2 separate regions of the Mus musculus genome follow, and region 1 is linked to region 2. The links are chromatin contacts, found by Hi-C or POLR2A ChIA-PET in ENCODE. All regions are on one chromosome and are shown on one strand. Each heading gives the region's core, a stretch centred on a gene start or an enhancer-like site at or near the end of the contact. The rest is flanking DNA. Distances are from core to core; before and after follow the strand shown. Region 1 holds the start of Tubb5 (tubulin, beta 5 class I). Region 2 holds the start of 4833427F10Rik (RIKEN cDNA 4833427F10 gene).

Region 1 (6,126 bases), core at 1,935-4,434, 66 kb after region 2:
ACCCGTATACCAGTGGAGGAAAGCCTTCCGGCGGAACATAGCCGTAAACTGCTCAGAGATGCGCTTGAAGAGCTCCTGGATGGCTGTGCTGTTTCCAATGAAGGTGACTGCCATCTTGAGGCCACGCGGTGGGATGTCACAGACAGCTGTCTTGACATTGTTGGGGATCCATTCCACGAAGTAGCTGCTATTCTTGTTCTGCACGTTGAGCATCTGCTCATCCACCTCCTTCATGGACATCCGTCCACGGAAGACGGCGGCAACTGTGAGGTACCGGCCGTGGCGCGGGTCGCAGGCGGCCATCATGTTCTTGGCATCGAAGACCTGCTGGGTAAGTTCAGGCACAGTGAGGGCCCGGTACTGCTGGCTTCCACGGCTGGTGAGAGGGGCAAAGCCAGGCATGAAGAAGTGGAGACGTGGGAATGGCACCATGTTGACAGCCAGCTTTCGAAGGTCAGCATTAAGCTGGCCCGGGAAACGGAGGCAGGTGGTGACGCCGCTCATGGTGGCCGAGACGAGATGGTTCAGGTCTCCGTAGGTTGGCGTGGTGAGCTTGAGGGTACGGAAGCAGATGTCGTAGAGGGCCTCGTTGTCGATGCAGTAGGTCTCATCCGTGTTCTCAACCAACTGATGGACAGACAGGGTGGCATTGTAGGGCTCGACCACGGTATCAGACACTTTGGGCGAGGGCACCACACTGAAGGTATTCATGATACGGTCAGGATATTCTTCCCGGATCTTGCTGATGAGCAGGGTGCCCATGCCAGAGCCAGTGCCTCCACCCAGTGAGTGGGTCAGCTGAAAGCCTTGCAGGCAATCACAGCTCTCCGCCTCCTTCCGCACCACATCCAAGACAGAGTCAACCAACTCAGCTCCCTCTGTGTAGTGGCCTTTAGCCCAGTTGTTGCCTGCCCCAGACTGACCTGGAATGCAGTAAGGGAAAAGGTTTAATCACTAAGATATGAGAGAAACACAAATACTTCTTAATCTTTCAACGACTGGAATAATTCAGTTGAGCAAATAGAAATCGATTCCACCTAACTCACCGAAAACGAAGTTGTCTGGTCTGAAGATCTGGCCAAAAGGACCTGAGCGAACGGAGTCCATAGTCCCAGGTTCTAGATCCACCAAGATAGCTCGAGGGACATACTTGCCACCTGCAGGAATTCAAGTCAATGTTTGACGGATCAGCAATGCATTACCTCTGGGTGGGAGATCAGCCACAAAGCACTAAAGTTGTCATTCCAGGCACTACCACCTGGTGGCAGTAGAGCTAATCTTTAGTCCCTTAGGGTGTGAGTCTAGGGAAAAAAAAATGGGAACCATGCAGAGGGGTAATAGATACTTAGAAGTGTGGAAAAACAGGGCGTGGTGATGCTCTCCTTAAACCCAGCACTTGAGAGGTAGACGATCTATGGGAGTTCCAGGGCAGCCAGTGATGCATTCATCTGGGCTCACTGTCCAATACAGGGGACAGGGAATAAATGTTAAGTGGGGATTTCTGCCCTCACCTGTGGCTTCATTATAGTACACAGAGATTCGGTCCAGCTGCAGGTCGCTGTCACCGTGGTAGGTACCGGTGGGGTCGATGCCATGTTCATCGCTTATCACCTCCCAGAACTGCACAGGGAAGAGCAACGAGGCCTCAATGTCTCAAGTCCTAAGGCATGCCTCCCGCCCCTCATTTCAATTCCAGACACGCTGAAACGAGGCTGAGGTGAAGACACTGCAATTCCGTTATCTGCTTGCGGAAGTCCCATGGAGGAACCTACGCGATGGAAGGCTAAAACCTTTCGGCATAGGACCGGTGATGGGTGGGTCAGGCGCTATAAACCTCTATGTGGGCGGATTGGAGCCCACCTATTTGGCTTTGCACCCAGGTTGGCTCCTGAAGCCAGGAACCGCCCTTCCAGGCCAGCACAAAAGAGTTGGGGGAGAAAGGTGCGGCCACTGCAGTCGCCCACCCCTTACGTGCTCCACGTGACTGCGGTGGCGGGCCGCTCCTCCAGCAAACCACAAAGGCGGGAGCAGCGCGGGCGGGGCCTAGCTCGAGGGGCGGGGCCAGTGCGCCCCCGCGGGTAGGGGCCGCATTGTCCCTGCGCGCCAGGGGCTCCAACCCCGCCCCCAAAGGGTCCCACCCTTCGGCTACAATTTAGCGGCCGCACTTCCTCCCTCCCCTCCCCCGCTACATTGTTAATTGCTAGCAAAAAAGGGGGAAAAATCTTTAAAAAGCCCCATTGCCTATCTTTATTCCCTTCCTTCCCTCTCCTTAGTCTCCCAGACAGTCTCACATATTTGAAAAGCTCACTTTCATACCGCTCACACCCTAAAGGGCAATGAAAAGTAAAAGTAGGCCCCTATACAGAGTCATTACCTAAAAAAAGCATTGGGATGGCGGGTTCGATGGAGTGTCCAAGCCTTTGTTGAGAGGTAATGCGCACCGGGCACCTCTGCAGCTGCCCGCCAAACCTCGCCCCTTCCCCCCTCCATTCTGTTCCAGTAGAGCCCTCCAGGCTGGGTGGGGGTGGCGCAAGGGGAAAACCTCGCCTCGGCTTTGTCTCGGATCGTTTCCGCATCCCTCCAGTCCTCGAACCGTTAGAAAACCCCTTTTAAGACCAGCTCTTCACAGTCCCTCAGCCTCTCCTTTTCCCTAAACTCGAAAGGCTCTTTTATTAGCTTTCCGAAAATGTGCCAAGAAAAACATTTCCTCATTTTTCAATATCAGAACGCTAGCTACAAATATGGGTTATATTTATACGTGAAAAACTTTGAGGGGCCAAATCTGACGGGTGGAGAATGCAAGAACTCCGTGAACAATGCTCACAATTAACACAGAATTCTCATCTTTACATATTTCAGCTAAAATTTTAAAGTCCTTACCTTAGCACCGATCTGGTTGCCACACTGTCCGGCCTGGATGTGCACGATTTCCCTCATGGCTACGGTTTACTGAAATAATTGTTTTTGATGGTTCCAATGTAGGTACCGAACAAGAAAGAAAATTAAGGTTTTTGGGGTTTTTTTCTTCTGGGCCGGTCTCAGACTGAAAGGATGGACCGGAGCCCGGGAGGCTGCAGCAGCGAGATGCAAGCACGACCGCAGGAAGGTTCTAAGAGGCAGAAGAGGCCGGCGAGCGCAGGAGGGAAGGCGCGCAGGGCGGGGCTCGCGTTCGCGCGGCCGGGGGCGGGAGATAGGCGGGCGCCCCGGGTCTTAGACAAAGCCTACCCAACCAGTCGCTGATTAGACCAACCGATCACGTGCCAGGCGGCCATTGGTTTCTGAGCCAGTGGCGAGCGCAGTCTTTTTTGGGAGTTGTAGTTCTCTATTGTTGTCCACGCTGCAAAAAGAAGTTAGGAATGGGTGGGTACTGTATGAGGAATTGGGGTTATCTTGTGTGTGTGTGATTTTATTTTTTCATGAAAAATGTCCTCACACGAGATTCCTATTTTCTATTCTGAGAGAGGATTTTGTACTAAAAGAGGTTTGGAGAAATGTAGTAATTAGGAGATCTGAGGTGCCAGAGTTGGAAGGTGTGTTGGACACGCCCTGCCAGCTGCCCACCGCAGTAGGTCTAGAAAAGCCAGACTGCATAGCTCAGCGGAAAATCCTGAGAACTATGTTGTCCTTCCCTGATACACAGTATCTAGTTCTTTGTGATCCCAAGACAGGAATTTCAGTAAGGCACAGCTCCCTCGCATCCCTCCAGAAGAAAGAATTACCCTTCTGTTTCCAAGGGAGTTGTCTCAAGGATTTTCAAAAGAGAAACAAAATTGCAAAGATCGTGGTGAAAACTGCATGGAGCTGATGTCCCAAAAGAATGAAGGTGTACTGGCTGGTTTTATGTGTCAACTTGACACAGACTGGAGTTATCACCGAGAAAGGAGCTTCAGTTGGGGAAATGCCTCCATGAGATCCAACTGTAAGGCATTTTCTCAATTAGTGATCAAGGGGGAAGGGCCCATTGTGGGTGGGGCCATCTCTGGGCTGGTAGTCTTGGTTCTATAAGAGAGCAAGCTGAGCAAACCAGTAAAGAACATCCCTCCATGGCCTCTGCATCAGCTCCTGCTTTCTGACCTGCTTGAGTTCCAGTCCTGACTTCATTCAGTGATGAATAGCAATGTGGAAGTGTGAGCTGAATAAACCCTTTCCTCCCCAACTTGCTTCTTGGTTGTGCAGGAATGGAAATCCTGCCTAAGACAGAAGGTGTATGTAAAATCTGCGTGGGATTTGGGCCTTTCAGACGACGCTGAAGACATTCTGGTCATCCTGTCAGGACAGGCTGTAGGGTGGACAGACTAAGAGAATGTCAGTCTTTAGACAGTGCCTCCCTCTCTCAGACACTTGCTTGAAGCAAGGGGATTTGTTTGTTTTTCCAGTTAAATGATTTTATTCATTAGGTGAGTCTGTGGCAATGTGCTGGAACTGAGCAGGAAGAAGGGAGTTGATTGAATGGGCTCAAGTTAGAGGCCTTAATGTTCTCTTTCCAGGGTTTCGAAAATTACTAAGTATCCTCAAAGCTTTAAAGGGATACAAAATGATTAATTAGAGCAAGAGTGGTTCACATGATTAGTCCCCGAATTCTGACTAGAAGGCAAGGGAAGTTCAAGGTCAACACCGGCTACCTAGAGGCTACCTAGACAGCTTGAGGTACAAGCTTTAGCTTCAGTCTCTAAATGAACAAATAGAAAGGAAAAATTAGATTGTGCCTGCCCAAACTCCCAAGAAATACGGATATTGAGACAGAAGGATCATTGCACTTTGGAGGCTAACCTAGTCTACAAAATGAGAGCCTGTCTTGGAAACACAACATACGTGGGGCTAGAGAGATGGCTCAGCAATTAAGAGAATTTGCCCTTCTCAGAACAGGTTCAATTTCTGTCACCCATAGTAGTAGTACACAGACATACATGCAAGCAAACTACCAATACACATAAAAACCTCTTTTAAAAAGAGAAACAACAACAACAAAGGGAAGGGTCTAGTAAGCAGTATCTAGAATGTAAGCAGTATCTAGAATGTAGTAAGCAGTATCTAGAATATAATCGTGTTGTACCAGTGAAAGGAAGGAGGATCCCTGTGAGTTCAAGGCTGACCTGCTAAGTTAGTTAGTTCGAGGTTAGCGGAGGCACATAGTGAGACCCTTCTTTGGCTTAAAGAAAATGAATCAAAGACATGCAATCAACATACAGCTCAAGTCATCTTTTAAATAAAAGAACATTTAACCGGGTAGTGGTGGTGTACACCTTTAATCCCAGCACTTGGGAGGCAGAGGCAGGCAGATTTCTGAGTTCGAGGCCAGCCTGGTCTACATAGTGAGTTCCAGGACAGCCAGGGCTACACAGAGAAACCCTGTCTCGAAAAACAAAAAACCAAAACAACAACAACAACAACAAAGAACATTTAAGTTACATCAATACTCCTTTATTCATTAAAAATATTTCAATTTTGGTTATGCCAACAATGAAAGCGATTATTGATTATTTCGTGCTACTTGAATTTGTCTCATTTACTTTAGGAACACGGATAAGTCATCCAACTTAAAGCTTCAAACGTCTGGCGATTTATTATGGACATATTGAAAAAACCAACGGGAAAGAACTATACAAGCCACTTTCCTGGAATACCTTCATGTTTTATTATAATGAAATAAATTATTTTATTATACTTTTCTCCTCTTTTGAAAGACGACGACAGACTTTGAGGTTTTAGCAAAACAGCTTGCTGTATTTAGGATCTTCCATTTAGGAAGATGACCTCAAAATGTCCGTCATTGGCCAGGCGTGGTGGCACACGCCTTTAATTCCAGCACTCGGGAGGCAGTGGCAGGCGGATTTCTGAGTTCGAGGCCAGCCTGGTCTACAAAGTGAGTTCCAGGACAGCCAGGGCTATACAGAGAAACCCTGTCTCGAAAAACCAAAAAAAAAAAAAAAAAAAAAAAGTCCGTCATTTTATACATTAATACGTACATACATAGATGTGGAAGAAAAGCAAGTAAACAGTCCAAATCAAACGGAAATAAAATCCCTCTGCAATAGGGAGTTCTAAAGTGCCACGCCTACAGGGTGTTTTCCAATCTGCAGCCTCCAGCCACGACTGCTGCCTGCAACCCCCCATTTCTCGTGAGTC
Region 2 (6,255 bases), core at 31-2,530:
CACACAGGGACCACAGTTCAATCCTCAGCACCCACATAAACATCCAGGGTGAGCAACATGAACTTTAAACCCAGTGCTGGAAACATAGAGACAGAAGGCCCCTTGGCTTGCTGATCAGGCAGCCTCATCTAATCTGTGTGCCTCAGGTCTCAGAGAAAGACCCTGTCTCACTCTGTGACTTTAGGTAAATTCCAGCATCCTCTGCCGAATTGGGTTGATAAAACTCCTGTAGGAGCGAGCGCTCTGAAGGCCTGCAGTCAGCTTAGCCGCTGTGAACTCCCAGCTTTGCCTAACTTCCCTGGAGTGTAAGCAAATACTCTCTAAAAATCAAACATCGGCCCCCGGCAATGTAGCAGGAGGACATTTTTAAGAAGCAGAGATGTTTGTTTGGTTTGGTTTTAAAAGACAGGATCTCTACGTAGCCCCAAGTGGCCTGAAACTTGCTTACAATGTAGATCAGGCTGGCCTGAAGCTTACAGAGACCCTCCCGCCCTGCCACCTGAGTGCTGGATTAAAGGCACTTACCTGCTTTTCATTTTCCTAAGCAACACTTATTTTTTTCTTCTAAGGTTGTTCCTTGCCCTCATTATAAGAGTCAGAATTCATGAAACACTTCTTTTCCCCTGGCTCCATGACTCATCAGGTGGAGGCCCTTGGCACCAAGTCGGATGACTTCAGTTCAGTCCTCCGTGCCCACACAGTGAGAGGCAAGAACCAACTCCCACACGTTGTCCTCCATCTTCCCTGCTTGATCCTGGAAACACACACATACACCCCTGAACACACACAAGCCCAAACACACACACACACAAGCGCACACACACACAGCTCTAGAGCTATCCTCCTGCCTCCGCATCCCCAGCACTGAAATTACAGGTGTATCCCAGCAGGCCCAGCTGCTCAGAATTTTTGCAGCTATAGTTGATGTGACCTGGCTTCACTCTTCTCAGTGACACAGTATGAGAAGCTGTGTCCAAAAACGGGCACACACCGTGCCACAGGCAGAAGCTTACCCAAGGCCTCCGCTCGAGCCTGGCAGAACACTCCAAGCTGTTTGCATACCTTGAATGCCATGGCAGCAAATCAAGGCCTGTCAGACACGGGGATTTATGGCAGACTATATAGAACATCGAGCTCTGGTCAGACATCTAGGAGACCCTTCCAGCAACAGGACGCCATACAAGGAAGCTTCGTCTCACAGGCTGGGACGTGGGGAGGAGTCAGAAAGGACAGTTTTGTTGCTCACCAAGAGGGAATCTCTGCCCTGATAGACATCAAGAGACAGGAGACAGAGTTTGCCATGAGAGTCAGTCTCATGGCAAGGGGTTTTTGGTAACATAACAAAGAATCAGAAACTTCAATGTACAAAAGAGCTTTTAATCAAAATGAATGGGGACTAAGGTTGGAACTTAGTGGATAGTGTAATCAATTAGAATGGAAGAAGCCCTGGGTTCAGTTCCCAGTACCACAAAAAACCAGGCATTGTGGTGGTTTGTATGTGCTTGGCTCTGGGAGTGGCACTATCAGAATGTGTGGCCCTGTGAAAGTAGGTGGGAACTTGTTAGAGCATGTGTATCACTGTGGGCAGGGGCTTTAAGACCCTTATCCTAGCTGCCTGGAAGTAAGTATTCTGCTAGCAGCCTTCAGATGAAGATGTAGACCTCTCAGTTCCTCCTGCACCATGCCTGCCTGGATGCTGCCATGTTCCCACCTTGATGAAAATGATCTGAGCCTCTGAAACTGTAAGTCAGCCCCAATTTAATGTTGTCCTTATAAAAGTTGCCTTGGTCACGGTGTCTGTTCACAGAAGTAAAACCCTAAGACAGGCATAGTGGTACACATCTGTAATGCCAGCACCTGGGAGGTACAGGCAGGAGAATCATTAGTTCAAAGTCATCTTCAGATACATTAGGAGTTTGAGGCCAGCCTGGGCTACACGAGACCTTATCTCCAGAAAAAGAAAAAACTGGATTTGAGCCATCTGTGACATTTTCAAGGTGCCTGACCCACACAGCTGTTTTACTTGACTGAGTCTTCAATACTCCTTTATTTACTGAACATAGTTCACATGTGTAATCCTGAGCAATTGGGGAGACAGTGTAAGAAAAGACAGAGATGGAAAGTTTGCTCTGTGTTAGAGATCAGCTTAGAGATGATCCTTAAAAGGTACCTCACACCTGCAATTCCAGCATTCAGGAGACAGAGGCAAGAGGATCATTACAAGTTTGGGTCCAGCCTGGGCTACACAGTGAGTTCTAGGAGGCTCACAACCATAGATAAGGCCAGCCCTCTTCGGGGCTCTGTGGGTACTGTATGTATGCATGTGATGCCGGTACATACCCACAGGCAAAACACTCACAGACATTAATTAAGAAAGGAAGAAAGAAACAAAGAAACAAAGAAGGAAACAAAAAGGAAGAAACAGCCGGGTGTGGTGGCACATGCCTTTAATCCCAGCACTTGGGAGGCAGAGGCAGGCGGATTTCTGAGTTTGAGGCCAGCCTGGTCTACAAAGTGAGTTCCAGGACAGCCAGGGCTATACAGAGAAACCCTGTCTCAAAAAAAAAAAAAAAAAAAAAAAAAAAAAAAGGAAGAAACAAAGGAAGAAAGGATCCTTCCTTACAAATCAATGAAAAATGCAAATATCTCTATTTATTTATTTTTGAGACTAGATTTCATGTAGCTAAGACTGGCCTGAACTCACTATGTAGCTAAGTCTGTCCTTGGACTATCTCTCCTCCTACCTCTACCTCTCAAGAACTGGGATTAGAGATGTGTGTCACCATATCTGGCTCAAATACATCAATCCATGAAAAGGAGAAGCTGAGCATTGTGGCCGGTGCCTAACAGCCAGCTACTTGGGAGACTGAGGTAGGGAGAATCACAAGTTACAGGCCAGCCTGGGCTACATTCAGAGACCAGAGGGTGAGGAGAGAGAGGACAGGCTGGGGAATTCGAATTGTCCCCATTGCTAGTGGGAATATTAAGTAGAGAACTTGGAATTTCCTCAAAAGGCTGAACTTAAAGCAAACGTGTGACCTAATGCAACCTAGAAACGCCACTCCTCCCCGCAAGACCAGCAAACATGTTTCACTCAAAGAATGTCGGATGGCTCAGAGCAGTGGGTGTTCTTCACGGTAGCTAAAATGTGATATCATACAGCCCATCACGGCAGACAAGGCAGGGGGCATAGGTATGAAGTGCTTGGCCATGCTGTGTCAGTCGGTAGTCAGGAAGCAAAGAGGAATTCCGCCGATCTGCTCCATTTCTCATGCATCAGCCCACGGGACAGTGCTCTCCATTTTCAGGCTGTATTTCCTCCTCACTGAGCCCTTCCTGGAAACACCCAGAGGTGTGTTCTCACGGTCATGTTAACCCAATCAAGTTGACTGTGAAGATGAACCATCACCCAAAATAAATGGCCAGAAGGGATGGGCAGGTGAAGACACGGTAGAGTCACACAGTGAGCGTGTTGAGCAGGAGATGGAGAGGATGCAGTCTAACAGGGGTGAACCCTGAAGCATCCTGAATACACAGGTCTGTAGAGACAAAGGGGTTGCCTGGGGCCAGAGAAGAAAAGACTTGTGAAAAAGTTCCTGTGACTCTGTGAGGCCCTTTTTTGTTCATGCACTTCAGTTTGGCCTCCAACTCAGAACAATCCTCCTGCCTCAGCTTCCCAAGTACTGGGGTTGCATGCATGTGCCATCCCACTCGACTTTGTATGTGGTCTTTTGAGGGTAATAAAAACGTTCTAAAGTCAGCTGTGGCTCCAATCTACAGCAGCTACTCTATGACTATTTTTCAAATTTCACTTACCCTCTAAAAGGGCAAACGAGGGTCTTTGTCAGACTCCATAGTTAAGGAGCTAGCTCCTGTTGTTCTGCCAGGAGACCTGAGCTCAGTTCCTACCACCCACACTGGGCAGCTCACACTGGGCACCCACTCTACCTGTAGCTCCAGGGGATCCAAAGCCTGCTTCTGACTTCTGGTACCTGCACACATGTGGACATACACAGAAATAAAAATAAACCTTTAAAAGACGTAAGTAGCCAGGCAGTGGTGGCACAGGCTTTTAATCCCAGCACTTGGGAGGCAGAGGCAGGTGGATTTCTGAGTTCGAGGCCAGCCTGGTCTATAGAGTGAGTTCCAGGACAGCCAGGGCTATACAGAGAAACCCTGTGTGTGTGTGTGGTGGGGGGGGGGGGGGACGACAAGTAAACAAAAGAGCAAATTGTCACAATGTTATATAGCAATCCCCCCAGCACCTGGGAGGCTGAAGCTGCAGGCTTGCCAATTTAATGAGATCCTCCTTCAAAAGAAAGAGTTAAAAGGGTAGTGCTGGGGCTGGAGAGGTAGCTCAGCGGCTGACTGCTCTTCCAGAGGACCTGAGTTCAATTCCCAGCAACTATATGGTGGCTCACAACCATCTGTAATAGGATCTGATGCCCCCTTCAGGTGGTGTACTCATATAAAAATAAATAAATAAATTCTTTGTTTTGTTTTTCCAGACAGGGTTTCTCTGTGTAGCCCTGGCTGTCATGGAACTCACTCTGTAGACCAGGCTGGCCTCGAACTCAGAAATCCACCTGCCTCTGCCTCCCAAGTGCTGGGATTAAAGGCGTGCACCACCACTCCCAGCTAATTTTTTTTTTTAAAAGATGTTGCTGGAGTGGTGGCTTGATTCCCAGTACCCACATGGCAGCTCACAACAGGCTGTAACACCAGGGAATCTGAGACCTTCTCTCACCTCCCTGGGTATCATGCACACACATATATATGCAAGCAAGAAGACACCCATATGTATGAAATAAAATAAATATTTTTTATGTTAAAAAATAAAGAGTCTGGATGTTGCTCAGTGGTAGGGCTCTGGGTATGTTCAGAGCCATGAGTGGGGAGCTATAATATCTCAAAGGTGAGTCTGCTGAGGGTTGCACAGGCTTAATGCCACTCAAATGTATGCTTACCTCTGCTTTCCTGCATTAAAACACATAGGCTGGAATGAAGCTGGCATCTGTAAGACTACCGTTTAGGAAGCTGAGGCAGGAGGATTGGTATGAGCTTGAGGCTAGCTTAGACTCCATAGCAACTCTTTGTCTCAAGAAATTAATAATAATAATAATAATAATAATAATAATAATAATAATAAAAGGTAAGTAAATAAAGGCACCGATTTCTTCCTCCCACTATCACTGTGAGGACCACAAGAGATAAAAATAGAAGGGTCAGGGTGAGTAAGCTGGTTCAGGAACCAGGTCTGGGGACTGTGGAGACCAGAGAGGGGAGAGGGCATAGTTTAGCTTTCTGCTTAATTCACGCATCTGTTGTTTAGTGTCTTTCTAAGAGGTTAACTTTTGAAATTCCAAAAGTGAAGTTATTCGAGAGCCCAGCTCCGCTCTCTTGAGGATTTAGTGTCCCTAACAAAGATTTCCAGGGTGAGGAGCAGGCTTCTATTCTTGGCCTATGTTTACCTTCAGTGTGTGTGTCTTTTTCCCTGGCTTTGCTTACCTTTTCTCCACCCACTCCCAATGTACTTGAGTCTATTAGTCATGAAAATCGACTGTGATGAAGACATTATTCCTCTCTGGATGAGGTTCTTGCCCTCTCACCAAGGACGGACCCCCTGAGCTCCTCTTGACCATTGAACCTGATTTCCCCTGTAGCAAAACCTTCCCTGGAGTAATTCCTGTCTTTCCACATTGCCAGGTTCCTCCTCCAGGCCCTTTCAGTCGGAAGTCTGCTTCCTGGGAGCCTGAACCACAGAACTGTGGCTGAAATCCAGACAGCTGACGTCACCTGTCCAGATGGCGGAAACCATTGCTCAACAAAAGGAAATTGATGCCAATCTCTTACTTCTCTGTGACCCTCCCTCTCTCGCCCCCTCCCCTCTCTCTGAGCCCAGAAAAGTGTTTTCCTAGACAGAAGGAAGCTGAGCTGTCTGGGGAAATAGCTCTGGCCTTGACCTCATGCCCGCTGCCACGTGTGTCGTTCAAGGCTGGTTACGTCAGCTGACAAATGTTGCAAGGGTGAGCACTGGATGCCGAGTCAGAAGATGTAAGTCTGAAGAGAGGTTCTTCCATCAGGATCTGACCTTTGACAAATCACTACACTTCTTTTAATAATATCTGTTCAACTATTAGTAATCATGCCCTCCTCCCAGTTGCAAGGCAGGAGTGACGAGCTGCAAGGCAGGAGTGACGTCATCTGTGTGGGTGCTTTCATAGCCTGAAGTAGATGGCAGTGCAGAGTTCTGCC

Evidence for each region. A loop is a pair of places that touch in the nucleus more often than their neighbours do. ChIA-PET counts read pairs that join two places held with the same protein, here RNA polymerase II (POLR2A).
Region 1: POLR2A ChIA-PET joins it to region 2 with 16 read pairs in Patski. The contact joins the promoter of Tubb5 here to the promoter of 4833427F10Rik in region 2. A Hi-C loop is called at or near these places in 4 of 37 maps with a recorded cell type or tissue (heart and left cerebral cortex). POLR2A ChIA-PET finds 5 or more read pairs at or near these places in 4 of 5 experiments (Patski and embryonic stem cell).

The regions. Positions count from the first base shown.
Region 1 is chr17:35,835,117-35,841,242 of GRCm38, forward strand. Tubb5 (tubulin, beta 5 class I) reads right to left here and starts at 3,185. Exons shown (of 4, transcript NM_011655.5): 1 at 2,881-3,185; 2 at 1,512-1,620; 3 at 1,047-1,157; 4 at 1-923. The coding sequence starts at 2,937.
Region 2 is chr17:35,771,170-35,777,424 of GRCm38, forward strand. It overlaps 4833427F10Rik (RIKEN cDNA 4833427F10 gene), which reads left to right and starts at 1,281. Exons shown (of 3, transcript NR_045459.1): 1 at 1,281-1,742; 2 at 5,707-6,054. Gm32409 (a long non-coding RNA gene) reads right to left here. Exons shown (of 4, transcript XR_876780.2): 2 at 5,964-6,255; 3 at 3,949-3,992; 4 at 2,655-3,560.